Regions from separate parts of the Homo sapiens genome. Here region 2 is linked to region 1. A link is an interaction called in ENCODE POLR2A ChIA-PET data of the cell type or tissue named here. Cell type or tissue: MCF 10A. All regions are shown on one strand. Links, peaks and the distances in the headings refer to the core of each region. The heading gives the core; the rest is flanking DNA. Region 1 has its middle 11 kb from the start of BICRA-AS2. Region 2 holds the start of CCDC9 (coiled-coil domain containing 9).

Region 1 (15,948 bases), core at 784-8,783:
AAAACTAACTTTCAGGTACTATGCTCAGTACCTAGGTGACGGGCTCATTCGTACCCCAAACCTAGGCATCATGCAATAAAAGAAAAAAAAGCCTCCATGGCCCAGGTGTGTAGGGGCTCACACCCATAATCCCAGCACTTTGGGAGGCTAAGGCAGGCAGATCACTTGAGGTGAGGGGTTCCAGAGCATCTTGTTCAACGCAGCGAAAATACAAAAATTACAAAATCTAATGTATTAAAAATACAAAAATCAGCCCGGCATGGTGGCGTATGCTGAGGCACGAGAATTGCTTGAACACCAGAGGTCGAGGCTGCAGTGAGCCAAGATTGCGCCACTGCACTCCAGCCTGGGCAACAGAGCAAGAGTCTGTCTCAAAACAAACAAACAAACAGGCCGGGCACGGTGGCTCATGCCTGTAATCTCAGCATTTTGGGAGGCCGAGGCAGGTGGATCACCTGAAGTCAGGAGTTTGAGACCAGCCTGGCCAACATGGTGAAACCCCGTCTCTACTAAAAATACAAAAATTAGCCAGGCGTGGTGGCATGTGCCTGTGTTCCCAGCTACTCAGGAGGCTGAGGCAGGAGAATCACTTGAACCCGGGAGGTGGTGGTTGCAGTGAGCTCAGATTGCGCCACTGCACTCGCCTGGCAACAGCCCAAGACTCTGTCTCAAAAAAATAATAATAATAACACAAAAGAAATTAGCCAGGCATGGTGGCGCACACCTATAATCCCAGCTACTCTGGAGGCTGAGGCAGGAGAATTGCTTGAACCCGGCAGGCGGAGGTTGCAGTGAGCCAGGATCACGCCACTGCACTCCAGCCTCGGCGAGAGTGAGACTCCGTCTCAAACAAAAACAAAAACAAGTCCGGGCGCGGTGGCTCACGCCTGTAATCCCAGCACTTTGGGAGGCCGAGGCAGGTGGATCACCTGAAGTCAGGAGTTCGAGACCAGCCTGGCCAACATGGTGAAACCCCCCCATCTCTACAAAAATGCAAAAAGTAGCTGGGCGTGGTAGAAGACGCCTGTAATCCCAGCTACTGGGGAGGCTGAGGCAGGAGAATCGCTTGAACCTGGGAGGCGGAGGTTGCAGTGAGCTGAGATCACGCCATTGCACTCCAGCCTGGGCAACAAAAGTAAGACTCCATCTCAAAAACAAAACAAACAAGCAAACAAAAAAACAAAAACAAGCAGTGATCATCCACCACCCACTGGAGGTGTGTGGACCCTCTGAGAAGCAGCAGTATACACTTTTTTTACTTTATGTTTGTATAGTCTGAGTCTTCCTAACTCTGCACTTCCACAGCCACTGATGGAGCTACACTTTTAGAGTGTTAACTGGGTGGTGAACACAGTTTCTGATGAGAACTGCCCACAGGGGAGAGACCTTTAGTTACCCCCATCATACAGTGTAGAAAACTCAATTGGCTCCGAGAAGGGAAGTGTTTTGCCCAGTCACGCACCCACAAAGTGAGACGCAGCCCTCATCTGAAGCCGTCACTGTACACTGGGACCTGAAGTGTAGCACTTGTGTTTCTGTCATAGCTGCCAGCCCCGGGGGACTCAGAACTAGGGGACTCACTGGAGACTTCGTCAGAGTCTATTCATTCATATTTTTTTAGTATCTAGTGTGTCAAGGATCCTGTGGTGACCAACACCACCCGGGTTCCTGCCTCCCACACAACTCACAATCTATTTGCCTCCCACACAACTCACAATCTATTTGCCTCCCACACAACTCACAATCTATTAGGCAACACAGCCAACAAGCAAGTAAGCAAATAAGTCGCTTAATTAGCCTCGGTTTGCGAGCCTCAGTTTACCTCCCTTGGTCATGCCCTTTTTGGCAGTTCCCAGGTTCCTTTGGTACATTGTAGAATATCCACTGCCCCTAAAACAGTGCTTGGTGCTTAGTAAATGCTCAATAAAAGTTTGCTGAATAGATATTAACAACATCCACCCACCTCATACACACACCTGACCTCTTAGGGAGATGGTCTTGGGGCCATGCCACTTGGAATGGCTCTGGTAGGGTGCAGAGGACACCAACAAGAAGCCAGCCCTGGCCCCGTGCAGTGGCTCACGCCCGTAACCCTAGCACTTTGGGAGGCTGAGGTGGGCAGATTGCCAGAGCTCAGGAGTTCGAGACCAGCCTGGGCAACACGGCGAAACCCCATCTCTACAAAAATAGAAAAAATTAGCTGGGCGTGGTGGTGCGCACCTGTAGTACCAGCTACTTGGAAGGCTGAGGGAGGAGAATCGCTTGAACCCAAAAGAGGGAGGTTGCAGTGAGCTGAGATCGCGCCACTGCACTCTAGCCTGGGTGACAGAGGGAGATTCCGTCTCAAAAAAACAAAAAAACTCAGGCCGGGCACGGTGTCTCACGCCTGTAATCCCAACACTTTGGGACGCTGAGGCAGGTGGACCACCCGAAGTCGGGAGTTTGAGACCAGCCTGACCAACATGGAGAAACCCCGTCTCTACCAAAAATACAAAATTAGCTGGGCATCATGGCACATGCCCGTAATCCCAGCTACTCAGGAGGCTGAGGACAGAGAATTGTTTGAATCCGGAAGCCGGAGGTTGCAGTGAGCCAAGATCGCGCCATAGCACTCCAGCCTGGGCAACGAGAGCAAAACTCCGTCTCAAAAAAAGATAAAAAGAGGCCAGCCCCATGCCTAGCCATGGCTGATAGCCATTAGTCCCCACCCTGCCTGAGTGACCCTGGGACAAGTCACTGAACCTGTCTGGGTCTGACTGCTCAACTCAGTTACTTCTTTCTTTTTCTTTTTTCTTTTCTTTTCTTCTCTTTCTTTCTTTCTCTTTTTCCCTCCTTTTTCTTTCTCTCTTTCCTCCTTCCTTCCTTCCCTTCTCTCTCTATCCTCTCTTCTTTTTTTCTGAGATGGAGTTTCACTCTTGTTGCCCAGGCTGGAGTGCAATGGTGCGATCTCGGCTCACTGCAACCTCCGCCTCCCAGGTTCAAGCAATTCTCCTGCCTCAGCCTCCCAAGTAGCTGGGATTATAGGTATGCACCACCATGCCCAGCAAATGTTTATTTTTATTTTTTTCAGTACAGACGGAGTTTCACCATGTTGGTCAGGCTGGTTTTGAACTCCTGACCTCAAGTGATCCACCTGCCTTCAGCCTCCCAAAGTCCTGGGATTACAAGCGTGAGCCACCGTGCCCAGCCCTTTCTCTCTCTCTCTCTCTCTCGTTCTTTCTTTCTTTTTTTAGATGATGGAGTCTCGCTCTGTCGCCCAGGATGGAGTGCAGTGGCTCAATCTTGACTCACTGCAACCTCCATCTCCCAGGTTCAAGCAATTCTCCTGCCTCAGCCTCCCAAGTAGCTGGGACTACAGATGCGCGCATACCACCACGCCCAGCTAATTTTTTGTATTTTTAGTAGAGACGGGTTTTCACCATATTGGTCAGGCTGGTGTTGAACTCCTGACCTTGTCATCTGCCAGCCTTGGCCTCCCAAAGTTCTGGGATTACAGGCATGAGCCACCTCACCCTTCCTTCCTTTCTCTTTCTCTATCTTTCTTTCTCTTTCTTTCTTTCTTGACAGTCACGCAAGCTGGAGTGCAGTGGCGCAATCTCAGCTCACTGCAACGCGCGCCTCCAAGGGTTGAAGCGATTCCAAGCAGCTGGGATTACAGGCACCCGCCACCATGCCCAGCTAGTTTTTGTATTTTTAGTAGAGACAGGGTTTCATCATATTGGCCAGGCTGGTCTCGAACTCTTGGCCTCAAGTGATCCCCCCATCTTGGCCTCCCAAAGTGGTGGGATTACAGGCACCAACTCAGTTCTTAATGGGGGACTCATAACTTGCATATGATTCTCAAATGGAATTTTTTAAACGATCCCTTGGTACAGCATCTGGGTTTTAGCTACCAGGCAGTGGAACTAAGGGGGTGGATCAAAGGGCATTGATTCCCTGGCAATCCCTGCCCTGGGAGAGCAAACGTCTGTTTTTCCTGCTCTGTCCTGTCTGTCCCCTGACATCCTGGAAAGCCTGTCCAAGTTTCAGAGTTAATGAGTGAGTGTGGTCCACACTGTTCTAGAATCAGTGGGGAAGGTCAGAGGCAGCCAAAGGGATGACCAAAGACCAGTGTTGGGGATCAATATGGGCCCAGATCGAAAGAGACCTGCTGTCCTTCGGGAGTGACACGCCCCTTCTATTTGAGAATCAGGCGCAAGTTATGAGTCCTAGGTTAAGCACTGAGTTAGGCAGTCAGACCCAGACAGGTTCAGCGACTTGTCCCCAAGGCCAGCCAGGCAGGGTGGGGACTAAATCAGTACACCCAGGTGTTCTGTGGCTGAGTCACCAGATGAACCTAGGGCAAGTCACTTCTCCAGCTCCTCCATTTTCTCATCTCTTCAATGGGAGTGTATCGTCAGGCACCCAAATCTGCCCCTGTCCCCAAACATTTTATTATGACAATGTTCAGGCCAGGCGCGGTAGCTCACGTCTGTAATCCCAGCACTTTGGGAGGCCAAGGCGGGAGGATTACCTGAGGTCGGGAGTTCGAGACCAGCCTGACCAACATGGAGAAACCCCGTCTCTACTAGAAATACAAAAATTAGCAAGGCGTGGTGGCGCATGCCTGTAATCCCAGCTACTCGGGAGGCTGAGACAGGAGAATCGCTTGAACCCGGGAGGCGGAGGTTGTGGGTGAGCCGAGATCGCGCCATTGCACTCCAGCTTGGGCGACAAGAGCGAAACTCCGTCTCAAAAAGAAAGAAAGAAAGAAAGAAAAGCAAAGAAACGAAAAGAAAATTTCTCCAACCCAAGTTGTTTCTCGACCTGGGAGGCTGCTGGTGCCACATGGAGTTTTAGTTTTCTGTAGAGCGGCGCACAAGATACGTGCATTTTCCCGTATGCATGTAAGAACCAGGGGAAAGAAATGAAAGCCTTGCCCAATCCAAAAACACCCCTGCGTCCCCTCCAGGTTCTGTTAAATAGGGGCGAGGGGAACAAGTTCCCATTGGAGACGTTTCCGGGTCCGGATTTTAGCAGCTAGGCGGTGGAAATAAAGTGGGGGATGAGAGGGCATTGATGCCGGGGCGATCTCCGCCCTCTGACCGCTCCCTTCAAATGCGGCTGGGACCGCGGAGTGCGCCGCCCCAGCTCCTGGCCCTGCCCGCCCGCGCCGAGCGCCCGGAGCGCCCAGACTGCGAGCCGCCACGAAATCAGGCAACTGCGCGCCCAGCCCTGCCTCGGGTCCTCAGCGCGGCAAGTGCCGGGGGCGGAGCCCAGCCGCCTATTGGCCCAGGTCTGGGGGCGGAGCCACGACTCCATCACCGTCCCAACCCCAAACCCCATCGGGTTAAATGGGCCTCTCGCCGGTCGGGGGATTATTCGTCGGGAGGCGGGGCCTGGGTTTGTTTACACACTATCATTGGCCAGATTTGAATCGGGCCTACTGCGGGCGGGCCACGGGGCGGGGCTACAGCGGGCCACGGCCGCCGCCTGACAGCTTCTGGGAGGCAGGGCCAGTCCTGGACGCGCGGTCCCTGAGCACCGCGATCCCTGGAGCTGGGGTACCCTCGGCGGATGCGGAGAGTCGGGCGTTGGGGGGCGCAGGTTGGGGCTTCTGCCTGTCCGTTTTTTGACAAACACTAACCAAGGGGTGAGGTTGAGTAGCATTGTTTTTTTTGTTGTTGTTCTCGTAAAAATTTGTGGGAAAAAAAAAAAAAGACCAGAAACAACCTAGTTGTCCATCGATGGGGGACTCAGATAAGCAGTGGTGCGGCCCGCAATGGGATGCGGAGTCACCGTAAAACGAGGAAGGGATACTTGAACTGACACGGTATGAGCTATGTAGCCTGACAAGGTAGGAGAGGAGAAAAAAAAAGGTATAAAAATGTAAAAGGTGGAGATGAAAAAATACAAGCTTTTGCTTGTTAAATACACAGAATATCTTGAAAAGCAGAAGCGAACTGCGGCAGGGCGCGGTGGCTCACGCCTGTAATCCCAGGTCTTTGGGAGGCCGAGGCGGGCGGATCACATGAGGTCAGGAGTTCGAGACCAGACTGGCCAACATGGCAAAACCCCATTTCTACTAAAAATACAAAAAATTAGCCGGGCATGGTGGCGCGCGCCTGTAATCCCAGCTACTCGGGAGGCTGAGCAAGGAGAATCGCTTGATCCTGGGAGGCGGAGGTTGCGGTGAGCCGCTACTGCACTCCAGCCTGGGTGACAGAGCGAGACTTTGTCTAGGGAAAAAAAAAAAAAAAGCAAACTGGTCACAGCAGTTTTCCGTGGGGAAACAGGGGTGGGTGGATGTTAGGTCTTTTTCTACCTTTGTAAAGTTTGAGCCTAGTGTCACCTATTCAAAAAAATACACACAAAATATTCAAATACGTGCACACACAAAAAAATCAAATACACAAAAACATTCAAAGAAATACACACAAAAAATCCAATAAATACACAAATTCTGAGAATTTCCCGTTTTCATCCACATGTCCCTTTGCTCCTGCTCTTGCCCTAGAGCTCCTGCCCTAGAGGCTGTGGACCTCCCACCTGCAGCCCCCGCAGCCCCTGCACCCCGCAGCGTTTGGGGGATAGAGAACACGCTAAGAATGTGTCTTCATTTATCGGGTATTGTTACTCATGCACCACCAAATAAAATATTCTGACTCAAGAGTGGCTTTATTTATTTGTTGCTTTAAGCCTTGTAGTCATCACTGAGATATTTAACATTCCAACTATGTGGGAGGGGCCGCTTCCTTGGCTATGCTTGGGGGAGGGTGACAGGAGAAACGCACCAGGCCATCTTAGGAAAGAGAAGAGAAAGTCGAAACTAGGAAAGGCCCCTTTAAGAAGGGAAGCGGTCTCTGCTGGTCAACACCACTGACAGAGGAAGAGCTGGCTGGGTTTTGATTTTTATTATTACTCTGTTCCCGAAGATCTGGAGGAGAGAATGAGTAGACCGCTTGCAGCAATGAGACTAAGTCGAGATTTGGAGTCTGTTAACAGATCTCGGCTGAGTGCGGTGGCTCACACCTGTAATCCTGCACTTTGCGGGGCCGAGACAGGCGGATCATCCCCTTTTTACTACAGGGTTTGTGAAACATTGTTCAGATGGCTATAAAAGTCACCCATGGCTAGAGGGGGATTTACAATGTAGTTATAAGTAATGCTTAACCGAGCTTCTTTCTGTACTTGGATGCTCTCATTGAATGCCTCCAACAATCCTAGCAGGTAGGATATGCTAATATCACCTCCTGCTGATACGGAAACTGAGTCATAGAGAAGTTGCAAAATTGTCAGAGTCAGGGGGCACAGGGATTTGCAGCCCTGTTCCAAAATTTATACTTTTTTTTTTCTAGCAGGGATCTCGCTGACTGGAGTGCAACAACGTGTTCACCACTTGACTTCCTGGGTCCAAGTGATCCTCCAACCTCAGCCTCCACAGTGGCTGGGACCACAGGTGCCACCACCATGCTTGGCTAATCTATTTTTATTTTTCTGTAGAGATGAGGTCTTGTCCTGTTTCCCAGGCTGGTCTCGAACACATGGGCTCAAGAGATCCTCCTGCCTTGGCCTCCCAAAGTGCTGGGATTACAGATGTGAGCCACTGCACCTGCTCCAAAATTCATACTCTTAATCACCACATTACACTGTGCCATGTAAACGTTTTCTGTCTTTAGATGTATTGTTTTAAAAGCTAAAGATATAAGAATCTTAAGCAGATTCTGTTTATTCTTTTTTTTTTTTTTTTTTTTTTTTGAGACAGAGTCTTGCTCTGTCGCCAGGCTGGAGTGCCGTGGTGTGATCTCAGCTCACTGCAACCTCTGCCTCCTGGTTTCAAGTTATTCTCCTGCCTCAGCCTCCCAAGTAGCTGGGAGTACAGGTGTGTGCCACCACACCCAGCTAATTTTTGTATTTTTAGTAGAGACGGGGTTTCACCATGTTGGCCAGGATGGTCTTGATCTCTTGAACTTGTTATCCACCCACCTCAGCCTCCCAAAGTGCTGGGATTACAGGCATGAGCCACCGCACCTGGCTTCAGCCCGCAGATTTTTTTTTTTTTTTTTTTTTTTTTGAGACAGAGTCTCACTCTGTGGCCCAGGCTGGAGTGCAGTGGCACGATCTCGGCTCACTGCAAGCTCTGCCTCCCGGGTTCACGCCATTCTCCTGCCTCAGCCTCCGGAGTAGCTGGGACTACAGGCGCCCATCACCACACCTGGCTAATTTTTTGTGTTTTTAGTAGAGACGGGGTTTCACTGTGCTAGCCAGGATGGTCTCTATCTCCTGACCTCATGATCCGCCTGCCTTAGCCTCCCAAAGTGCTGGGATTACAGGCATGAGCCACTGCGCCTGGCCGACCCGCAGATTCTGAATGAAAGTGAACAATTTTCACATCCGATTTCTGCAACGGAGTTTGTTTTTGTTTTGAATTTCTGGTGACTTTTCCTAAAATTATATTTATTTATTTATTTTTATTATTTTGAGACAGAGTCTCACTGTCGCCATGCTGGAGTGCAGTGACGCAACCTTGGCTCACTGCAACCTCCGCCTCCTGGGTTCAAGCAATTCTCCTGCCTCAGCTTCCAGAGTAGCTGGGACTACAGGCATGAGCCACCACACCCACCTAATTTTTGTATTTTCGGTAGAGACAGGGTTTCACCATGTTGGCCAGGATGGTCTCGATCTTCTGACCTTGTGATCTCCCCAACTCAGCCTCCTAAAGTGCTGGCATTACAGGCGTGAGCCACCACGCCTGGCCTATTTATTTATTTTTTTGAGACAGAGTCTCCGTCTGTCACCCAGGCTGGAGTGCAGTGGCGCGATCTCAGCTCACTGCAACCTCCACCTCCCAGGTTCCATCAATTCTCCTGCCTCAGTCTCCCGAGTAGCTGGGACTACAGGCAATCATAGTTCACTGCAGCCTCAACCCCTTGGCCTCAAGCAATCCTCCTACCTCAGCCTCCTGGCTAGCTGGGAATAAAGGCACACACCACCACACCTGACTAATTTTTGTATTTTTTGTAGAGACAGGGTTTCACCATGTTGCCCAGACTGGACTCAAACTCCTGGGCTCCAATGATGCGCCTGCCTGGGCCTTCCAACACTTCTTTTTTTTTGAGACGGAGTCTTGGTCTGTTGCCAAGGCTGGAGTGCAGTGGCACGATCTTCGATCACTGCAACCTGCACCTCCCAGGTTCAAGCAATTCTCTGCCTCAGCCTCCCGAGTAGCTGGGATTACAGGCGCCCGCTGCCACACCCGGCTAATTTTTTGTATTTTTAGTAGAGACAGGGTTTCACCATCTTGGCCAGGCTGGTCTTGAACTCCTGACCTCGTGATCCACCCGCCTCGGCCTCCCAAAGTGCTGGAATTACAGGCGTGAGCCACCGCGCCTGGCCAAGGCCTCCCAACACTTCTGAGCCCTTTACATACATTAGCTGATGGAATCTTCACAGCAACCTTGAAGTAGGAGCTGTTGTCATCTTCATTTCACAGATGAAGAACCGAGGCACAGAGAAGTTAACTAACTGGCCTAAGTTCTTACATTTCTCTCCAGAAAAGGAAGACGAAGACCAAGAATGGCTGGCGAGGGAGGAAGTGTCCAAAGTTGCTGAGAGAGAAAAGAAGGGAAATTAAGATAAACCACTGGACTGGTGAAGGTGGAAATGATGGTTCAGTGAGGTGGTGAGGGCTGAGGTCAGCTTGCAGAAGGTGGTGAGGAAATGGCCAAGAAACACAGGAAAGGATGCTCAGTCATCAGTATTAGGGAAATGGAAGTCAAAACCACAATGAGATACAACCTCACACCCACTAGAATCATCACGATCAAAAGAGGAAAAAATAGGCCGGGCTCGGTGGCTCATAGTTGGAATCCCAGCCCTTTGGGAGGCCAAGGTGAGTGGATCGCCTGAGGTCAGGAGTTCAAGACCAGCCTGGCCAACATGGTGAAACCCTGTCTCTACTAAAAATGCAAAAATTAGCCGGGTGTGGTGGCAGGCGCCTGTAATCTCAGCTACTCGGGAGGGTGAGGCAGGAGAATTGCTGGAACCCAGGAGGCAGAGGTTGCAGTGAGCTGAGATCGCGCCATTGCACTCCAGCCCAGGCCGACAACAGCAAGACTCCATCTGAAATAAAACAAAATTGTATTTTAAAAAATGCTTAAGGGTTTTTTAAAAGCAAAGGTGTTGAGTATATATGATTTTTAAAAATTGATTGGGCTCAGTAGCTCACGCCTGTTATCCCAGCACTTTGGATGGCAGAGGCAGGCAGATCACGGGGTCAGGAGTTCGAGACCAGCCTGGCCAACATGGTGAAACCCCGTCTCTACTAAAAACACAAAAATTAGCTGGGCCTGGTAGCACATGCCTGCAATCCCAGCTCCTCGGGAGGCTGAGGCAGGAGAATTGCTTGAACCCGGGAGGCGGAGTTTGCAGTGAGTCGAGATGTTGCCACTGCACTCTAGCCTGGGCGACAGAGCAAGACTCTGTCTCGGCGTGGGAAATAAGGCTGGGTGTGATGGCTCACACCTGTAATCCCAGCACTTTGGGAGGCCGAGGTGGGTGGATCACCTGAAGTCAGGAGTTGGATACCACCCTGACCCACATGATGAAACCCCATCTCTACTAAAAATACAAAATTAGCCGATCGTGGTAGTGCATCCCTGTAATCCCAGCTACTTGGGAGGCTGAGGCAGGAGAACTGCTTGAACCTGGGAGGCGAAGGTTGTGGTGAGCCAAGATCACACCATTGCACTCCAGCCTGGGTAACAAGAGTGAAACTTCATCTCAAAAACAAATAATAATAATTAAATAAATAAAAATAAAAAATAATACAGACCAGGCACGGTGGCTCACACCTATAATCCCAGCACTTTGGGATGCTGAGACAGGTGGATCACTTGAGATCAGGAGTTCGAGATCAGCCTGGACAACATGGCAAAATCCCGTCTCTACTAAAAATACAAAAAAAAAAAAAAAAAAAATAGCTGGGCGTGGCTGGGCACGGTGTCTCACTCCTGTAATCCCAGCACTTTGGGAGGCTGAGGTGGGCGGATCACGAGGTCAGGAGATCGAGACCATACTTGCTAACACAGTGAAACCCCGTCTCTACTAAAAATATAAAACAAAATTAGCCGGGCGTGGTGGCAGGCGCCTGTAGTCCCAGCTACTTGGGAGGCTGAGGCAGGAGAATGGTGTGAACCCGGGAGGTGGAGCTTGCAGTGAGCCGAGATCACACCACTGCACTCCAGTGTGGGCAACAGAGCAAGACTCCGTCTCAACAACAACAAAAAAAAAAAAAAGAGAGAGAAAAAAATTAGCTGGGTGTGGTGGTGTGTGCCTGTAGTCTCAGCTATTGGGGAGGCTGAGGCAGGAGAATCGCTTGAACCTGGGAGGTGAAGGTTGCAGTGAGCCAAGATGGCCCCACTGCATTCCAGCCTAGGTGACAGAGTAAGACTCCACCTTAAATAAATAAATTAAATTAAATTAAGTAAAATAAAAAATCATACATATGGCAGCAGCATAGGCAAGGAGAAGAGCCAAAAATGGTTGGTGAGGGGCTGGTGGAAGGCAAGAACCGAGAGGTCTGGGGAGATGGTGGTGGAGTGAGGTTAGGTCAATGCAATGAGTGTTTGTCGGTATCTGCTCTGTGGCGGTTACTGGGAGACCCTGGGGTCTACCTCGTGGAACTCTCGGGTCTGTGGAGGTTACAGACTTCTCCCTAAAGTGGATAGGGGGAGTGAGTCCTGGGGATGTGGGAGCTCAGAGCAGGCACCTGACCCAGCCTGGGGTTTGGGAAGGCTTCCTGGAGGAGGAGGAGGATAAAGAGGAATTGTTAGGAAAAGACAGTGCAGGGAATTCTGAGAATAGAGGAATACACAAACAGTTTGTCCCACGACACACTCACAACACGCTCTGTCACTAGATATGAGGGGGATCTTCTCCCCCCAGGGGACACCAGCCTGTCCTCCAATTCAATTCACTTCTGACACTATCTACCTGGAGACAGCATCAGATCCCACAGGTTGAAGGCTGAGTCCCACAAGATTGCCCCCCACTTCTTTTTTTTTTTTGAGACAGAGTCTCGCTCTGTCTCAAAAGAGTTGCCCAGGCTGGAGTGCTATGGCACAATCTCAGCTCACAGCAACCTCTGCCTCCCGGGTTCAAGCGATTCTTCTGCCTCAGTCTCCCAGGTAGCTGGGATTACAGGCGCCCGCCACCACGACCAAGTCATTTTTGTATTTTTAGTAGAGATGGGGTTTCGCCATGTTGGCCAGGCTGGTCTGGAACTCTTGACCCCAGGTCATCTGCCCGCCTTGGCCTCCCAAAGTGCTGGGATTATAGGCCTGAGTTACTGAGCTCTTTTTTTTTTTTTTTTTTTTTTGAGATGGAGTCTCCCTGTGTCACCCAGGCTGGAGTGCAGTGGTGTGATTTCTGCTCACTGCAACCTCCGCCTCCGGGGTTCAAGTGATTCTCATGCCTCAGCCTCCCTCCCAAGTAGCTGGGATTACAGGCACCCACCACCACACCTGGCTAATTTTTTGTATTTTTAGTAGAGACAGTTTCACCATTTTGGCCAAGCTGGTCTTGAACTCTGAAGCTCAAATGATCCGTCCCCCTTGGCCTCCCAAAGTGCTGGGATGGGATTACAGGTGTAAGCCACTGAGCCAAGCCTGTTCCCTACTTCCAGTGCCGATCTCAAGCTCCAGGTTGTTTAATTTTTTTTTTTTTTTTTTTTGAGACGGAGTCTCGCTCTGTTGCCCAGGCTGGAGTGCAGTGGCGCTATCTCGGCTCACTGCAAACTCCACCTCTCGGGTTCACACCATTCTCCTGCCTCAGTCTCCCGAGTAGCTGGGATTACAGGTGCCTGCCACAACGCCCAGCTAATTTTTGTATCTTTAGTAGAGACCATGTTGGCCAGGCTGGTCTTGAACTCCTGACCTCAAGTGAACTGACCACTTTGGCCTCCCAAAGTGCTGAGATTACAGACATGAGCCATCACACCTGGCCTAATTTAATTTTAATTTTAATTTTGAGACAGAGTCCCAGTCTGTCGCCCAGGCTGGAGTGTAGTGGTATGATCATGGCTCACTGCAGCCTTGACTTCCTGGGCTTAGGTGATCCTCCCACTTCAGCCTCCCGAATAACTGGGACTACAGATGCGTGCCACCATACCTGGCTAAGTTTTTTGTATGTTTTGTAGAGATGGGGTTTCACCATGTTGCCCAGGCTGGTCTTGAACTCCTGGGCTCAAGCAACCCTCTGGTCTTGGCCTCCTGAAGTGTTGGAATTACAGGTGTGAGCCTCCGCTCCTGGCCAGTCAGCTAAGACTTGTGAGATGAATAGAGTTGTCAGATGAGGGTGGAAGGGAAGAGGAGATGCAAAGGCCTAGCACTGGGGAAGGAGGAAAGGCAGGTGGCTAGAAAGTCAGCAGTTTGGCTGAGATGGTCTGAGGGACAGGGCAGACTTGCAGGTACACCAGGGATTTGGGGTTTGACCCCAGAGGTAATCTACAGTCATTAAAGTGTTTGCTGTTTTTTTTAATTGTTACATAATTCGGCCATGTGCGGTGGCTCATGCTTGTAATCCCAGCAATTTGGGAGGCCGAGGAGGGAGGATCACCTGAGGTCAGGAGTTTGAGACCAGCCTGGCCAACATAGTGAAGCCCCATCTCTACTAAAAACACAAAATATTAGCTGGGCATGGTAGTGGGTGCCTGTAGTTCCAGCTACTTGGGAGGCTGAGGCAGGAGAATCACTTTAACCCAGGAGACAGAAGTTTTGGTGACTGAGATCACACCACTGCCCTTCAACCTGGGCAACAGAGCAAGACTCAGTCTCAAAAAAAAAAAAAAGAAAAATTCTGATATAATTTGCCTACCATAAAACTCCTTATTTATTTATTTATTTTTTGGGGGACAGAGTTTCGCTCTTGTTGCCGAGGCTGGAGTGCAATGGCATGATCTCGGCTCCCCGCAACCTCCGGCTCCCAAGTTCTCAATTCTCCTGCCTCAGCCTCCCGAGTAACTGGGATTACAGGCATGCACCACCATGCTCGGCTAATTTTGTATTTTTAGTAGAGATGGGGTTTCTCCATGTTGGTCAGGCTGGCCCCGCTTGGCCTCCCAAAGTGCTGGGATTACAGGCGTGAGCTACTGCGCCCAGCCAATTTTTAATTTTTTTTAGTAGAGACAGGATCTTGCTATGTTGCCCAGACTGGTCTTGAATTCCTGGGCTCCGGCCGTCTTCCAGCCTCAGCCTCCAAAGTAGCTGGGATTACAAGCACACACCACTGTACCTGGCTCAAAATTCATCATTTTAAAATGTATAATTCAATGGTTTTTCATATATTCCCAGTGCTGTGCAAACATCATCACTATGTAGCTTCAGAACATCTCAGTATCCCAGCACAAAACCGCTGGCCCGTTAGTAGTCGCTTCCTATCTCCCGTCCCCCAGGTCTGGGCAACTATCAATCTACTTTCTGTCTCCATGGACTTGTCTGTTCTGGATATTTCATAAAAATAGTCATACAGTGTGTAGTCCCTTATGACAGGCTTCCTTCAGTTAGCATAATGTTCTCAAGGTTCATCCATTCAAGTAGCAGTACTTTGGCCAGGCGCAGTGGCTCACACCTGTAATCCCAGCACTTTGGGAGGCCAAGGCGGGCAGATCACCTCAGGTCAGTTCGAGACCAGTCTGACCAACATGGGGAAACACCATCTCTACTACAAATACAAAATTAGCCTGGTGTGGTGGCGCATGCCTGTAATCCCAGCTACTCGGGAGGCTGAGGCAGGAGAATTGCTTGAACCCAGGAGGCGGAGGTTGCAGTGAGCCGAGATCGTGCCATTACACTCCAGCCTGGGCAACAAGAGGGAAATTCCATCTCAAAAAAAAAAAAAAAAGAAAAAAAAAGTATCAGTAAGTACTTCATTCCTTTTTATGGCTGAATAACATTCCATTGTATGGATAGACCACATTTCACTTATCAGTTCACTTGTTGATGGACGTTTCTCTCTTTTGGCTGTTGCGAATAGTGTTGTTTTGGCTGTTGTGAATAGTGTTGCTATGGACATTTATGTACAAGTTATTGTTTGAACACCTATTTTTTTATTTATTTATATTTATTTTGAGACGGAGTCTCGCTCTGTCTCCTAGGCTGGAGTGCAGTGGTGCAATCTCGGCTCACTGCAACCTCCACCTCCTGGGTTCAAGTGATTCTCCTGCCTCAGTCTCACGAGTAGCTGGGATTACAGGCGCCCGCAACCACACCTGGCTAATTTTTATTTTTTGTATTTTTAGTACAGACAGGGTTTCACCATGTTGGCCATCTGGTCTCAAACTCTTGATGTCAACTGATTGACCAGCCTCAGCCTCCCAAAGTGCTGGGCTTACAGGTGTGAGCCACCACACCCACCCATAACAGGTTTTTTGTGTCAATATATGTTTTCATTTCTCTTGGATATCTACCTAGGAGTGGAATGAAGGTTTGCTTTGTTGTTGTTTTGTTTTTTACCAGCAATAATTTCAAGCTTACAGAAAACTAGCAAGAAAGGTAAGTAGATCTTTCCTGGATTCGCAAGTCAGTAACATTTGGCCACCTCTGCTGTATGTTTCTTTTCTGAACATTTGAGAGGCAGTGGAAGACGTCGTGTCCCTTGATCCCTAAATCCTTCAGCATGACGTTACTAAAAACAAAGACATGCTCTTTAAAAAATCCAGAACAAGAATCAGAAACAGGAAATGAAACGTTGATACAATAATACAATTGTTTAATCCACAAATTCAAATCTGTTTGTCTCAATAAAATCCTTTATAGCAATGTTTTCCCCAGCCCAGGATTCAACACAGGATCATACATTGCATCAAGTCACATGGCCGAAGGATCTTAGGAAGGAAAAAACTTAATCATCTTTGCCCTTTCCTGGAATCCCTTTGGCTGACATGGGAAGAAAAGATCGGAGGGGGAATAA
Region 2 (15,948 bases), core at 2,990-10,989, 340 kb after region 1:
CACGCCTGTATTCCCAGCACTTTGGAAGGCCGAGGCAGGTGGATCACGAGGTCAGGAGTTCGAGACCAGCCTGGCCAACATGGTGAAACCCCGTCTCTACTAAAAATACAAAAGTTAGCCGGGCATGGTGGTGGGCACCTGTAATCCCAGCTACTTGGGAGGCTGAGACAGGAGAATTGCTTGAAACCAAAAGGCGGAGGTTGCAGTGAGCCGAAATCATACCACTGCACTCCAGCCTGGGCAACAAGAGTGAAACTCCATCTCAAAAACAAAAAGAAATTTTAAAAACTAAATAAATACAATAAATAAAAATAAACCAGCCCCCAATTAAAAACCTGGAGTGCTGAATCTCTCGTGGGCATCCCTGGTAAGCCACATGTTGTCACAATTCAGTGCTGGAGGAATTCAGCGCATCCCCTGGGACTCCACAGGGAAAGGACTCTTGGAAGTTCATGCCGGGTTTCCTCCAGACCTCAGCCCAGGTACCCCGCCCCCTGCTGATTTTGCTTTGTGATCTCTTTCACTGTGATAAATCTAAGCCATGAGTCTTTCTAGCAAACCACTGAACCTGCGAGTTCAGTGTCAGGGTGCTGGGGGCCCTGGCACACCAAGGTTGCCGCAATCATAGTGGTGGTAATAACAGTAATTACTTGGCAGATGGTTAGGTGACCTACCCCCACCAACCACAATCCGTTCTCCCCTTCTTCCTTCCATGGTAGCAAAAATTTATTGATTTTTTTTTTTTTTGAGACAGGGTCTTACTCTGTTGCCCAGGCTGGAATGTAGTGGTGTGTGTTCACAGCTCACTGCATCCTTGACCTCCCAGGCTCAGCCTCCCAAGTGATCCTGCTGGCTCAGCCTCCCAAGTAAGTAGCTGGGACCACAGGGGCACACCACCACGTCCAGTTAATTTTTAAAATTTTTATAGAGATGGGGTCTCACTCTGTTGCCCAGCCTGGTCTCAAACTCCTGGGCTCAAGCGATCCTCCCACCTTAGCTTCCCAAGTAGCTAGGACCACAAGCCCATACCACAGCACCCAGCATTCCAAGTAGCTAGTAACTACTTGTTACTAGTAACCAAGCTAGTGACAAAATTTTAGATGGGCAAATAGCCAGCCAGCTGTAGACAACGTTTTCATTTCCCAGTCTCCTTTGAGGTTAGGTATGACCAGGTGTCTAAGTTCTCACCAACAGGACATGACCAAAAGTGATAAAGCAGACTTATCTTTCCCCTTCCTGTGAACTGAACCGCAACCATGTCGGCAACCCAGCTGTTACCACAGACAATGACCAGGACCTAGGGGCCACCAAGCAACAAAAACAGGAACCAGGCCGGGCGCAGCAGCTCACACATGTCATCGCAGCATTTTGGGAGGCCGAGGCGGTAGGATCACCTGAGGTCAGGAGTTCAAGGCCAGCCTGGCCAACATGGCGAAACCCCATCTCTACTGAAAACACAAAAACTAGCCGGGTGTGGTGGTGCACACCTGTAATCCCAGCTACTTGGGAGGCTGAAGCACAAGAATTGCTTGAACCCAGGAGGCGGAGGTTGCAGTGAGCCAAGATCATGCCACTGCACTCTAGCCTGGGCAACAAAGTGAGACTCTGTCTCAAGAAAAAAAAAAAAAAAAAAAAAGCAGGAACCTGGGTCCCTGAGTGACATCATGGAGCAGGGCCTCACCCCCTGGACCACCCACCTCCCTGCAGGGCTCAGCATACAAGGGAGAAATAAACTCCTACTCCACTTAGGTCATGAAATTTTTGGAGTCTTTGTGTGACAGCAGCTTGGCATGCCCAATTTAAGTCTAATTATTTTTTTTTTTTTGAGACGGAGTTTCACTCTTGTTGTCCAGGCTGGAGTACAATGGCGCAATCTCGGCTCACTGCAACCTCCACCTCCCAGGTTCAAGCAATTCTTCTGCCTCAGCCTCCCGAGTAGCTGGGATTACAGGCGTGTGCCACCACACCCGGCTAATTTTTGTACTTTTAGTAGAGATGGGGTTTCGCCATGTTGGCCAGGCTGGTCTCGAACTCCTGACTTCAGGTGATCCGCCCACCTCAGCCTCCCAAAGTGCTGGGATTACAGGCCTCGTGAGCCACCACGCCCAGCATTTTTTTTTTTTTTTTTTTTTTTTGATACAGAGTCTCATTCTGTCGCCCAGGCTGGAGTGCAGTGGCATGATCTCGGCTCACTGTGACCTCCACCTCCCAGGTTTAAGTGATCCTCCTGCCTCAGCCTCCCAAGTAGCTGGGATTACAGGTGCCCACCACCACGTCCAGCTAATTTTTGAATTTTCTTATTCCCGTGTAAGTGCTAGAACCAGAAGCTCACAGGGGAAGTGAGCTGCCCAAGGCCAGGTAGCTCACAGAACCAGATTCAACCCATGTCCACGGTGGGCTGTAAGCCACTCAGCTAGACAGACTCCCACCCTGCTGACCTGCACGTCAGGGGTGAGTGAGGTAGTTACAGTAAAATCACTGCTCCCCATAACCAAAGCCGGGGACCAAGAGAAACACACAGAAACAGAATGCCACACAGAGCCTGTGCTCACAAGCACACCAGATAGAGAGAGCCCACCAGACAGACACACAGTGCCAGAAAGGGAGGAGAGATGGGGACGGAGGATGAGTGGGCAAGCATGCACCAGAGAGCGAGAAAAAGGGAGACAGAGAGGGACAGGGAGGGACACGCAGCACTAAGCAGGAGAGGGGAGGGAAGGAAGGCGAGGAGGAACAAGAAGACGGGGAGCAGGAGTAGGAGAGAAAGAGACAAGGAAAAACACACGAGCTCTAGGCGTGAGAGGGAAGGAACAGGGGGAACTAGAAGAGGGGGAGCAGGAGGAGGAGAAGGAGGTGGAGGAAGAGAGAAACAGAGCCAGATGCAAAGGCTCAGAGAGAGATACTGAAAGATGGACACACAGGACAAATGTGCATCTGAGAGGAGGAAAAAACAGAAACAGACAACAGAGAACCTCAGCCAGGGCTCCAGGCGCTGCCTAGCTCCTACCTTGGATTTACGGTCAGAGATTGAGGTGTCTCCAGCTCCAGAGAGGTGAGGTGAACCTCGGCCCCGGCCCCTCCGGCCACGGCCCCCAGCTCCTCCTCCTCGAGGCTGCTCCCCGGGGCTGCCCTCCCAGCTGCGCGATGCTCGGCCCATGCCGGCCCGGCCTCCCTGCTGTGGAGGAGTCCGGCCCCCCTTGCTGGCCCCTGGGGGCCGAGGGGTCCCAGGAGACCTCCGGGAAGGACCCAGGTTCTTCTCCTGGAAGAGGGGAGATGGGGAAAATACAGTCACTGGGGCAGGGAGGCATGCGGCCAGGATGGAGGCCACCCACTGGTGCAGGACAGCTGGGGGCTCCTGGGTCCCAGGCCTCAACCCTCTGCCCCTCCCCATCCTCAGGGTCCCACACCCCAGTGACGAGCTCACCGACTCCACTGCCACGTTCTCCTTCTCCACTGAGCGGCCCTTTCGGGGAGCTGTGACTGCGACTCCCTCAAGTTCAGCTTTCTTACGGTCTTCCTCAATCTCCTAGGAGCAGACAGCCGGGGTAGGGAAGCATCAGGTGCCCTGTCTGCCAGACGGACTCCCAGACCCCTGAACTCCTCCTAAGTCTGGCCCCAGCCCAGGCCTCTCTCCTGGACTCTGAACAAGAAGGCCGCTCATATCCCTCAAACCTCAGCACGTTGCAGCCCCACTCAGAACGTTCCTGTGGTGCCCCTCTGAGTAACAGCCTTCCCCACAGCCTGTGGGACCCGTGGGGTCTGGCCTTGGTACCTCCCCGACCTCATCTCTCACCCTCTCCCCACGATCACTCCGGCTTCCTTGCTATTCCCACAACATACCAGGCTGAAACCTGCCTCAGGGGCTTTGCGCCAGCGGATCCCTCTGCCAGGAACACTTTTCCCAGAGACCCTCCAACCCCTCACCTCCTGTAGGTCTCTGCTCCAATGCTGCCTTCTCGTGAGGCCTTCCCTGAGCACCCTGTGGAAACCAGCTCCCCTGCCACCCTCTCTGTTCTCATCCCATTTGCACCCAGCACCATATGCGTCTCGCTCACTGTCTGCTTCCTCCACTACGGCAGAATCTGCCTGGGGACAGGAATGTCTGTCTGCTTTCAGTGATGTATGTCACTGACGTGTATCCCAAGTCTAGAACGCTGCCTGGCCCACAAGGGAAATTCAATATGCCTTTTTTAAAATGAATGAATACATGAAGAATGAATAAATGAAACCCATGCCACCTCCCAGATCCCATCTCAGGGAGAGCCACATCACCTACTCAGCAGCCTTGTCCTAAATCCTCCCTCTTCCTCCCCCTGCCCTGAACTGCCCATCAGTAACTGAGTCCCTCTCAACAGCCCTGCCCTGAGCCAGGTACCTCCTCTCCCACTAGGGTTCCAGCCCCAGCTTCCTCCTTGGTCTCTGGGCTCCAGTATCACCTCCTCGCACCCACCACCGCACAGCACCCAGAGGCGTCTTCCTAAAGAGCTGTTCTGACCGGTCCCACCCCTGCTCAAGGCTCTCCCTGGCTCCCCAGTGCCCTCAGGACAAAGTCCAAACTCATCCTGGTGGCATTCAGGGCCTAGCACAGCCTGGCCCCTGCTGACCTGCCCAGGTCAATTCTCTCCTAACCAACCCTCCAACTTGAAGCTCCAAGCTCTCTCTTGCTTCCAACATTTGCACAAACTGTTCTTTCTGCCTGAAACATGTTCCCCTCGCCTTTTCAACTGGCTATTGTCTACTCACCACTCAAGCCTCAGAGTCCACTCCTCCAGGAAGCCCTCCCTGATATCCCCAAGGCTGGGTCAAGAGCCTCCTCTGGACTCCCACAGACCCCTGAATTTCCTGATTCCAGACTTGTCTGCTCTGGGGCATCCCTGAGGACAGGGCTGTCTCCCTGACTAGACGGTGGACCCTGGAGGGGGCAGGCCTGGGTCTGTCTCAGTCACAGCTATATCCCCAGCACCACTCAGCACTGGGGCTGGTAAAGATCTTGGGGAATATTTGTGAACAAATGAATGAATGAATGAATAATGGAATGAAAGAAGGGATGTCAGGCTAAGGCCTTTGGCCTTTATCCTGACAGTGATGGGGAGCCATGAAAAGGTTTTAAGGAAGGGAGAGGTGAGAAAAACTCACTGCGGGGAAGAGAGGGGATGGGGTCTCCCAGGGCGGGGCTAGGGCACCTGGTAGCGCCGGATGAGGGCCTCATTCTTCCGCCGAAGAGCCTCGATCCTCTTGTCCAACTCAGCATCCTTCTCCTCCTTTGATTTCAAATCGAGTGTGGCTGCCTGAGACCGGGAGGCAGTTGAGGGATGGAAGGAAAAACCTCCATCCATACCAGGGACTTTCCCCCAGGGTCTGAGAGTCTGCCCCTATGGATCCCATCCTCCCAAGCCCCCTTCCCCAAAACTCAGATTCTAGAGACCCCATTTTTCAGCCTCACCATTTCGCTGGCTGCGTGGAGCCAAGGTCCCAGCAAACCTCCCCTGCAGAATCTAGACGCAGCACTGAGGGTTCCTGGGGACAGAGGGAAAAAAAGGACAAAGGCCAATGGCCCCCCAACCTACTTCACCCTCTAACATACTGCGGGATCCTCACAGCCATACACAAAAAACCCTGTACCCCAAGAGAATTGTAGCCCTCACTCTCCCTCCTTTCAACTGCCACCTCCATCTTCTCCATAGAAATTCAGACTCAGCCCTTTCATGATCTTTGTGGACTCACCCAGTTCCCATGTAAACGATCTAGTCAAACCCACCTTGGGGATGTTCTGGCCCCCACCCACTGCTTAAGTATCCAACACTGCTCTCCTCCAAAGGCTGATTCTAGGCCAGCCGCCACACCCTGTGGTATGAGTGTTAGCCCGGGTTCCCTATCTCAAGAGAGTTCCAACTACAACCCCTCCAACCAGCCTGCAAAAGAAAGTTCCAGACCCACCTCCCTGTGCTCATCCTGGTGCCTCTCATATCCAGGCGAATATTCTAGCTCCACCAGGTAAGGTTCAGAAACATTCCCAATCCCACGCTCAAAGAAAGTCCGAACCCCACTCTTATTGGCTGCCCAAGCTCTCAGAGAACATTCCAAGCCCGCGCCTTCCTCAGGGACGTCCTAGTCCCGTCTCCAGCGCCCTACGGAAGGTCGACAGCCTCCCGCCTCCCCCGAAAGGATTCTGTACACAGGCCCAGAACTCACTGGCGAGGCTTCCTGGAACTGGCGTTTTGCCCCACTGAATACTCCACCCGCCCCAACAAGGACAAAACTACCCAGGCCCGCCCCAGATTTTCTGTGCAAAGCTCCAGCCTCAATCCGGCTGGGAATGCCAGGGCCACGTCCCCGACATCCTGGAAACCGCTCTGGCCCCGCCCACGGCTCGGGAAAAAACTTTCTGGCCCCGCCTTTCCCGCCAGACTTCTGGCCCCGCCCCCACCCATGGGCCATTAATGTGGCCCCGCTCCCGACTTTCCCAGCCACGCTCTTTCCCCGCCTCCTGGCTCGCAGGCAACAGCCTACACCCGCCCCTACCATCTCTTATTATTATTCCAGCCCCGCCCCCGGCCTGCCCAGTCAACCCTCTGGCCCCGCCTCCGATTGGCCTGGCCAACCTCCTGGACACGCCCCCTGACTCCCTCCCACACCTCGTTGCGTCAGCATCTGGCCCCGCCCATGGCTTCCCCAGGGTTCTGGCTCAACTCCCCGCTTCCCCGCCTCCCGGCCAACGCTCTGGCCGCGCCCGTGGCTCAGACGAAACTTTCTGGCTCCACCCCCAGCATTCCCCGCCAGCACCCTGGCCCCGCCCCCTGGCTCCCCCACTACATTGTGGCCCCGCCCCCGCCATTGCGTCAGCCTCTGGGTCCGCCCCCAACGTCCCGGCCAAGAATCTGGACCCACTTCCAGTAAGGCAAAACTTTCTGGCCCCGCCCACAGAGCTTCCGCCCGGCGTCCGAGCCCCGCCACACAGCTGAACAAGCAACACTATGGCCCCGCCCACAGTCCAGCCACAACTTTTAGGTCCCGCCCACAGCCGCCGGCCCAGGCTCTGGCCACGCCCCGCCCCGACCCTGCCCACCCACCCAACGGCCCGCCCCGCCAGCGCCCCTCCAGCTTCCCATGTGGGCGTCCTGTCCCCGCCCCCCGCAGAGAACTCCGACCCCGCCCGGGCCTGTTCGCACTCCCCGCCACGTGGGGCTTCAGGCCCCGCCTTCTCTGGGCGCGCTCCCGGCCCCCTCCCCCAGGTCACCTGTCCCGGAGACCCCGCGGCGTCCGCGACTCCGGCTCCGTCGGCCTCTGCGACCGCAGCTCCCGGGCCAGGCGCGTCACTTCCTGCCTGCACCACGTGAGGAAGGGAAATAAAGAGGGTCACTTCCGGTCCTGTGGGACCGTTTCCGGGAGCCTTAAAGGGGCCGCGCCTCCGCGATGGATGCGGGAGCGGGGCCGACTGGCCCCCCGGGTGTTCCGCAAGCTCATCCAACTTCCTTCTGCCTGAATTACCAACTTCCAGGAAAAGGAGACACCGTCCTCACTCCCTGGCCTCTACCTCTTTCTTCAAGCTGTTTCCGCCTCCAGCCCCTCATTCCTGGTTTCTATCAGTAGATGCCAAGCACTGGGCACTGACGCCTGGAAGCCTGGCGTGGTTCGAGCCCCCTCGTGCCAATGAAACCTTAGAGTTCGCTTTAGAAGCTTCAGATGTTCTACCGGCCGTGGGCGGTGGCTCACACTTGTAATCCCAGCACCTTGGGAGGCCGAGGCGGGCGGATCACCTGAGGTCAGAAGTTCGAGATCAGTCTGGCCAACATTGTGAAATCCCGTCTCTACAAAAAAAATTAGCCGGTTGTGGTGGCGCGCGCCTGTAATCCCAGCAACTCGGGAGGCTGAAGCAGGAGAATCGCTTGAACCGGGGAGGCAGAGGTTGCAGTGAGCCGAGATCATGCCACCGCACTGCAGCCTAGACGACAGAGCAGACCCCTTCTCGAAAATAAAATAAAATGCTGGGCGCAGTGGCTCACGCTTGTAATCCCAGCACTTTGGGAGGCCGAGGAGGGCGGATCACTTGAGGCCAGGAATTCGAGACCATCCTTGCCAACATGGTGAAACCCCGTCTCTACTAAAAATACAAAAAAAATCAGCCCGGCGTGGTGGCGGGCGCCTGTAGTCCGAGCTACTCCGGAGACTGAGCCAGGAGAATGGCGTGAACCCCGGGGGCGGAGCTTGCAGTGAGCCGAGATCGCTCCACTGCACTCTAGCCTGGGCGACACAGGGAGACTCCGTCTCAAAAAATATACATATACAAAAATTAGCCAGGCATGGTGGCGGGCGCCTGTAATCCCAGCTACTTGGGAGGCTGAGGCAGGAGCATCGCTTGAACCCGGGAGGCAGAGGTTGCAGTAAGCCGAGATTGCACCACTGCACTGCAGCCTGGGCGACAGAACGAGAGACTCCGTCTCAAAATAAAATAGGCCGGGCGCCGTGGCTCACGCCTGTAATCCCAGCACTTTGGGAGTCCGAGGCGGGTGGATCACCCGAGGTCAGGAGTTTGAGACCAGCCTGACCAACGTGGTGAAACCCTGTCTCTACTAAAAAATACAAAAATTAGCCAGGCATGGTGGCGGGCACCTGTAACACCTGTAATCCCAGCTACAGGCTGAAGCAGGAGAATCGCTTAAACCCGGGAGGCAGAGGTTGCAGTGAGCTGAGATCGTGCCATTGCACTCCAGCCTGGGCGACAGAGCAAGACTACGTCTCAAAAAAATAAATAACTGGCCAGGCGCAGTGGCTCATGCCTGTAATCCCAGCACTTTGGGAGGCCGAGGCAGGTGGATCACAAGGTCAGGAGTTCGAGACCAGCCTGGCTAACATGGTGAAACCCCGTCTTTACTAAAAATACAAAATTTAGCCAAGCATGGTGGCAGATGCCTGTAATCCCAGCTACTTGGGAGGCTGAGATAGAGAATTGCTTGAACCCGGGAGGCAGAGGTTGCAGTGAGGCAAGATCGTGCCACTGCACTCCAGCCTGGGCGACAAAGTGAGACTCCGTATCGAAAATAAATAAGTAAATGAAATCATAAAATATAAAATAAGGCCGGGCGCGGTGGCTCACGCCTGTAATCCCAGCACTTTGGGAGGCCGAGGCGGGCGGATCACGAGGTCAGGAGATCGAGACCATCCCGGCTAAAACGGTGAAACCCCGTCTCTACTAAAAATACAAAAAATTAGCCGGGCGTAGTGGCGGGCGCCTGTAGTCCCAGCTACTTGGGAGGCTGAGGCAGGAGAATGGCGTGAACCCGGGAGGCGGAGCTTGCAGTGAGCCGAGATCACGCCACTGCACTCCAGCCTGGGCGACAGAGCGAGACTCCGTCTCAAAAAAAAAAAAAAAAAAAAAGTATATATATATATATATATATATATATATATATATATATATATATATAAAATAAACGTTCAACCGATAGAATCAGTCGTTCATTCTCCCAAATCAGCATTGACTGCCAGGCTGCGTGCTGGGAGGAAAAGTTGGTGGGGGAACTGAGATGATGAACAAAGCTGACCCCATCCTTGTCCTCCTAAGGGAAGACACAAGTAAATGGGAAATAGCAGCACCTGTGGGAGATGCCTGGCAAGAGGGGCAGGAGAGGCCGGAGGGTGAGAGGCTGCCTGTGCAGGCCAAGGACACAACCTATGCAAAGGCCCTGTGGTGAATGAGCTTGGTGCATTCCCAAAACTAGAAGATACTCAAAGCAACAGCAGCTGAATAGCTGCAGAGTCCAGGAGGTTACAGCATTAACCAAAACTTAGACATAATAAAGCTAGTGTGACAAGCCGACCAGGCGCTGTGGCTCACGCCTGTAACCCCTGCTACTGGGGAGGCTGAGGCAGGAGAATCACTTGAACCTGGGAAATGGAGGTTGCAGTGAGCCAAGATTGAGCCACTGCACTCCAGCCTGGGCAACAAGAGTGAAACTCTGTCTCAGAATAAATAAATAAATAATAAAGGTATTGTGACAAATGATGATGAATGCTACAGAATACCCTCAGTTAAGGTGAATGACAGTTATAAGTGGACAGACCAGATTGCCTGTAGTGCCAGTCATTTTATTTTGTGATTTAAGACATAGAAAGTGGAAGTACCTGGTAATTCCTTACCATTTCTAAGGCTACTGTTCACAGCCTTTCAGAGATACCAATGAAACTTAATCCTCTTATAATTGTCCAAATAGCAATCTATGCATGTAACGAAATTCACTTGAGGCCAGTGCGGTGACTCATGCCTGTAATCCCAGAACTTTGGGAGGCCAAGGTGGGCAGATCACTTCAGCTCGGGAATTTGAAACCAGTCTGGGCAATAGAGTGAGACCTAGTCTCCACAAAAAAAATTAAAAATTAGGCCAAATACAGTGGCTCATGCCTGTAATTCCAACACTTTGGGAGGCAGAGGTGGGAGGATCATTTAAGGCCAGGAGCTCACTCAAGGTCAGCCTGGCCAACATAGTGGGACCCCCACCTCTCTCTCTCTCCATATATGTGTGTGTATGTGTTTGTATAAATATATATATATATTTTGTTTGTTTGTTTGTTTTTCTAAGACAGGTTTTGCTCTTTTTGCCCAGGCTGGAGTGCGATGGCGCAATCTCGCCTCACTGCAACCTCCGCCTCCCAGGTTGAAGCAATTCGCTGCCTCAGCCTCCTGAGTAGCTGGGATTACAGGCATCTGCCACCATGTCTGGCTACTTTTTTTTGTATTTTTAGTAGAGACAGGGTTTCACCGTTTTGACCAGGCTGGTCTTGAACTCCTGACCTCGTGATCCACCTGCCTCGGCCTTCCAAAGTGCTGGGATTACAGGCGTGAGCTACCGCGCCCTGCCGACTGTTTTCAACACATGAACTTCGACGGACACATTCAAACTATGGCAACTGTTCTGACAGAAAGAGGCTGCCCAGAGCACCCTGGGGAGAGCTGACTTGATGGAGCCTGAGTGGTGTGTGTGTCACCGCTGCTGCCCTCTCCAGCCACATCACTCCCTTTTGTGCATCCTCAAACTCCGTGTTCTTATCCAGTGGTTCTCAATGGAGGTAATTTTGCCCCCTAAAGGACATTTCTCAATGACTAGGGACATTTCTGGTTGTCACAAGAGAGGGTCCTCTTGACATCTAGTGGACAGAGGCCAGGGCTGCTCCTGAACACCTTCCAATGCCCAGGCCAGTCCCCAAGATAAAGACTCAGCCTCGGCTGGGCGTGGTGGCTCATGTCTGTAATCCCAGGACTTTGGGAGGCCAAGGCAGGAGGATCATCTGAGGTCAGGAGTTCGAGACCAGCCTGGCCAACATGGTGAAATCCCGTCTCTACTAAAACTACACACATGCAAAAAGAAATTAGCCAGGTGTGGTGGTGTGCACCTGTAATCCCAGCTACTTGGGAGGCTGAAGCAGGAGAGTCGTTTAAACCCGGGAGGCGGAGGCTTCAGTGAGCCGAGATCGCGTCATTGCAATCCAGCCTGAGGGACAGAGCAAGACTCCACCTCAAAAAAAAAAAAATTATCCAAGAGTGTCAGTGCACGCCTGTAGTCCCAGCTACTCAGGAGGCTGAGGCAGAAGAATTGCTTGAATTTGGGAGGCAGAGGTTGCAGTGAGCTGAGATCCCGCCACTGCACTTTAGCCTGGGTGACAGAGCGACACACTGTCTCAAAAAAATAAGTACACACACACACACACAAAATTAGCCAGGCGTGGCCAGGCACGGTGGCTCACACCTGTAATCACGGCACTTTGGGAGGCTGAGGTGGGTGGATCACCTGAGGTCAGGAGTTCATGACCAGCCTGGCCAACATGGTGAAACCCCATCTCTGCTAAAAATGTAAAAAAAATTAGCCGGGCATGGTGGCGGGCACCTGTAGTCCCAGCTACCAGGGAGGCTGAGGCAGGAAAATGGCGTGAACCCAGGAGGTGGAGCTTGCAGTGAGCTGAAATCACGCCACTGCACTCCAGCCTGGGCAACAGAGCCAGACTCCGTCTCAAGAAAAAAAAAAAAAAGAAAAATCTATCCGGGCGTCATGGTGGACGCCTGTAGTCCCAGCTGCTTGGGAGGCTGAGGCAGGAGAATTGCTTGAACCCAGGAGACGGAGGTTGCAGTGAGCCAACACAGTGCTACTGCACTCCAGCCTCGACGACAGAGTGAGACTGTCTCAAAAACAAAAAACAAAAAACAAAAAAAAATTAGCCGGGCGTGGTGGTGCACGCCTGTGATCCCAGCTTACTCAGGAGGCTGAGGCAGGAGAATCGCTTGAACCTGGGAGGCAGAGGTTGCAGTGAGCCGAGATCACACCACTGCACTCCAGCCTGGCGGCAGAGTGAGACTCCATCTTAAAAAAAAAAAAAAGTAAATAACTAAAGTCAGCATATTTTAAAAAGTAATAATAATAAAATAAAATAAAATTAGCCAGGCATGGTGGCACATGGTCCTAGCTACTCAGGAGGCTGAGGCAGAAGGATTGCTTGAGCCCAGGAGGTCGAGATTGCAGTGAGTTATGATCCTGTCTTTACACAGTGAAAGACTCTGCAACACTGAAAGTGATCAATCAGCAGGGTGCAGTGGTGCACCAGCACTGGGGAGGCCAAGGTGGGAGGATCACTAGAGGCCAGGAGTTCAACGCCAGACTGAGCGACAACAAAGTGAGACCCCTGTCTCGAAAGGAAGGAAGGAAGGAAGTCAAGGCTGGGCACAGTGGCTCGCACCTGTAATCCCAGCACTTTGGGCGGCCGAGGCAGGTGGATCACCTGAGATAGGGAGATCGAGACCAGCCTGGCCAACATGGTGAAACCCCGTCTCTACTAAAAATACAAAAATTAGCCGGGCGTGGTGGCACTGGGCCTGTAATCCCAGCTACTTGGGAGGCTGAGTCTCAAGCCTGGGCAACAGAGCCAGGCTCTGTGGGGAGGCGGGGGAGGCGGGGGAAGAAAGAAAGAAAGGAAAAAAAAGGAAAAGTAAACAAGAACATGCATGAATCTTGCAAACATTAGGCTGCATAACAAAGGCATACAGACACCAAAGAGAACATATTTCATGGTCCATTTATATGAAATTCTAAAACAAGCAAAACTAATCTCTGGTGTTAGAATTCACGATAATGATTACCCTGAGGGTAATTAGGGTAATCAGGGTCAGGAAATGGGGCTAAGAACGTTCTGTTTCTCCACCTAGGTGCTGGTTACATGGAGTTCTGCACTTAAGAGTTTGGGAGGGGCCAGGTGCGGTGGCTGACTCCTGTAATCCCAGCACTTTGGGAGGCCAAGGAGGGTAGATCACTTGAGCCCAGAAGTTTGTCACCAGCCTGGGCATAGTAGTGAGACCCCTCCCATCCCCATCTCTATTAAAAAAAAAAAAAAAAAAAAGCTGGGCGCGGTGGCTCAGGCCTGTAATCCCAGTACTTTGGGAGGCGGAGCTGGATGGATCACGAGGTCAGGAGATCGAAACCATCCTGGTTAACATGGTGAAACCCCATCTCTACTAAAAAAAATACAAAAAATTAGCCGGGCGTGGTGGCATGCGCCTGTGGTCCCAGCTACTCGGGAGGCTGAGGCAGGAGAATGGTGTGAACCCAGGAGGTGGAGCTTGCAGTGAGCCGAGATGGCGCCACCGCACTCCAGCCTGGGCGACAAAGCGAGACTCCATCTCAAAGAAAAAAAAAAGTACCCACCTTGATCCTGAAAGAAAACAAAACAACGGCAAATCAGCAATAGAACAATCTTGAGCATAGAAAACCAGACTCCCTGAAGTCAGTGTGAATGAAGCTGAGATCAACCACATTAAACATTTCATGTGGCCGGGCACGGTGGCTTACGCCTGTAATCCCAACACTTTGGGAGGCCAAGGTGGGCAGACCACATGAGGTCAGGAGTTCAAGACCAGCCTCGCCAACATGGTAAAACCCCGTCTCTACTACAAATACAAACAAATTAGCCGGGTGTAGTGGTGGACACCTGTAGTCCCAGCTACCCAGGAGGCTGAGGCAGGAGAATTGCTTGAACCCAGGAGGCAGAGGTTGCAGTGAGCCAAAATCGTGCCACTGCACTCCAGCCTGGGCAACAGAGCAAGACTTCCTCTCACAAAAAAAAAAAAAAAAAAAAAAGGCTGGGCATGGTGGCTCATGCCTGTAATCCCAGCACTTTGGGAGGCCGAGGCGGGCAGATCACGAGGTCAGGAGTTCGAGACCAGCCTGACCAACATGGTGAAACGCTGTCTCTACTAAAAATACAAAAATTAGCTGGGTGTGGTGGCACATGCCTGTAATCCCAGCTACTCGGGAGGCTGAGGCAGGAGAATTGCTTGAACCCGGGAGGCAGAGGTTGCGGTGAGCCGAGATCGTACCATTGCACTCCAGCCTGGGCAACAAGAGTGAAACTCTGTCTCAAAAAAAAAAAAAAAAAAAAGTTGTACTCACTTTTTTCCCACATTTATATGGAATGAAAACTTGCCAATTTATTCTGGCCCTAGGTCTACTGCCAGTATAGCATTCTTTTTTTTTTTTTTTTTTTTTTGAGACAGAGTCTCGCTCTGTCACCCAGGCTGGAGTGCAGTGGCGCGATCTCGGCTCACTGCAAGCTCTGCCTCCCGGGTTCACGCCGTTCTCCTACCTCAGCTTCCCCAGCAGCTGGGACTACAGGCGCACGCCGCCACACCCGGCTAATTTTTTGTATTTTTAGCAGAGACGGGGTTTCAACGTGTTAGCCAGGATGGTCTCGATCTCCTGACCTCGTGATCTGCCCGCCTCAGCCTCCCAAAGTGCTGGGATTACAGGTGTGAGCCACTGTGCCCGGCCTAGTATAGCATTCTTACATGTTACATATAGTGGACTTGTCATACTTAATATGTGAACAGAATTTATTGGCAGTGTGGCAAATATTATAAAACCTAGTGTTTAATGTACTTGGGAAGAGTTTCCTTGTAGTAGTAACTACAGAGTTTAATGATAAGTAAACTCCCCTTAACAAAAACCTCAACCTTATTACTATCCCATTAACGACAAGCAAATACATTAAAAAAAAAAAAAAAAAAAAGGCTGGGCGCGGTGGCTCACGCCTGTAATCCCAGAACTTTGGGAGGTTGAGGCGGGCGGATCATGAGGTCAGGAGATCGAGACCATCCTGGCTAACACAGTGGAACCCCATCTCTAGTAAAAATACAAAAAAAAAAAAATTAGCCGGGCGTGGTGGCGAACGCCTGTAGTCCCAGCTATGTGGGAGGCTGAGGCAGAAGAATCGCTTGAACCCAGGAGTTGGAGGTTGCAGTGAGCCGAGATCACACCACTGCACTCCAGACTGGGCGACACAACGAGACTCTTTAAAAAAAAAAAAAAGGCCAGGTGTGGTGGCTCACACCTGTAATCCCAGCACTTTGGGAGGCCGAGGCGGGTGTGGGTCGCCTGAAGTCAGGAGTTCTAGACCAGCCTGGCCAACATGATGAAACCCTGTCTCTACTAAAAATACAAAAATTAGCCGGGCGTGGTGGCGTGCGCCTGTAATCCCAGCTACTCCGGGGGCTGAGGCAAGAGAATCACTGGAACAGGGAGGCAGAGTTGCAGGGAGCCGAGATCACACTCCAGCCTGGGGGACAGAGCCAGACTCTGTCTCAAAAAAAAAAAAAAAGAGGGCCAGGTGCGGTGGCTTATGCCTGTAATCGCAGCACGTTGAGAGGCCAAAGCAGGTGGATCACGAGGTCAGGATTTCAAGACCACCCTGGCCAAGATGGTGAAACCCGTCTGTAGTAAAAATACAAAAAAATTAGCCGGGCATGGTGGCGGGCGCCTGTCATCCCAGCTACTCAGGAGGCTGAGGCAGAGAATTAGAGAATTGCTTGAACTTGGGAGGCAGAGGTTGCAGTGAGCCGAGATCACACCACTGTACTCCAGCCTGGGCGACAAAGCGAGACTGCGTTTCAAAAAACAAAAAAAAGAGTCTGGA

Evidence for each region. ChIA-PET counts read pairs that join two places held together with the same protein. Peaks named below come from ENCODE experiments on the same cell type or tissue, not always from the same donor. Only the 100,000 strongest peaks of a DNase experiment are listed, where the experiment ranks them.
Region 2: POLR2A ChIA-PET joins it to region 1 with 11 read pairs; 2 of 35 experiments call an interaction of 5 or more read pairs at or near these places.

The regions. Positions count from the first base shown.
Region 1 is chr19:47,589,876-47,605,823 of GRCh38, reverse strand. No RefSeq gene overlaps it. Among named protein-coding and RNA genes, the nearest start is that of BICRA-AS2, 11 kb to the left of the region's middle. RefSeq lists an enhancer at 1,515-1,584 and silencers at 5,048-5,097, 5,248-5,437. In MCF 10A, for the core only: no CTCF peak of the experiment used is centred there; DNase peaks (open chromatin) are centred at 5,343, 6,743 and 7,213.
Region 2 is chr19:47,247,899-47,263,846 of GRCh38, reverse strand. CCDC9 (coiled-coil domain containing 9) reads right to left here and starts at 7,322. Exons shown (of 12, transcript NM_015603.3): 1 at 7,238-7,322; 2 at 5,444-5,517; 3 at 5,184-5,288; 4 at 3,425-3,526; 5 at 3,008-3,259. The coding sequence starts at 5,446. RefSeq lists silencers at 6,524-6,573, 6,614-6,853, 7,064-7,173 and an enhancer at 7,064-7,973. In MCF 10A, for the core only: no CTCF peak of the experiment used is centred there; DNase peaks (open chromatin) are centred at 6,776, 6,916, 7,316 and 10,266.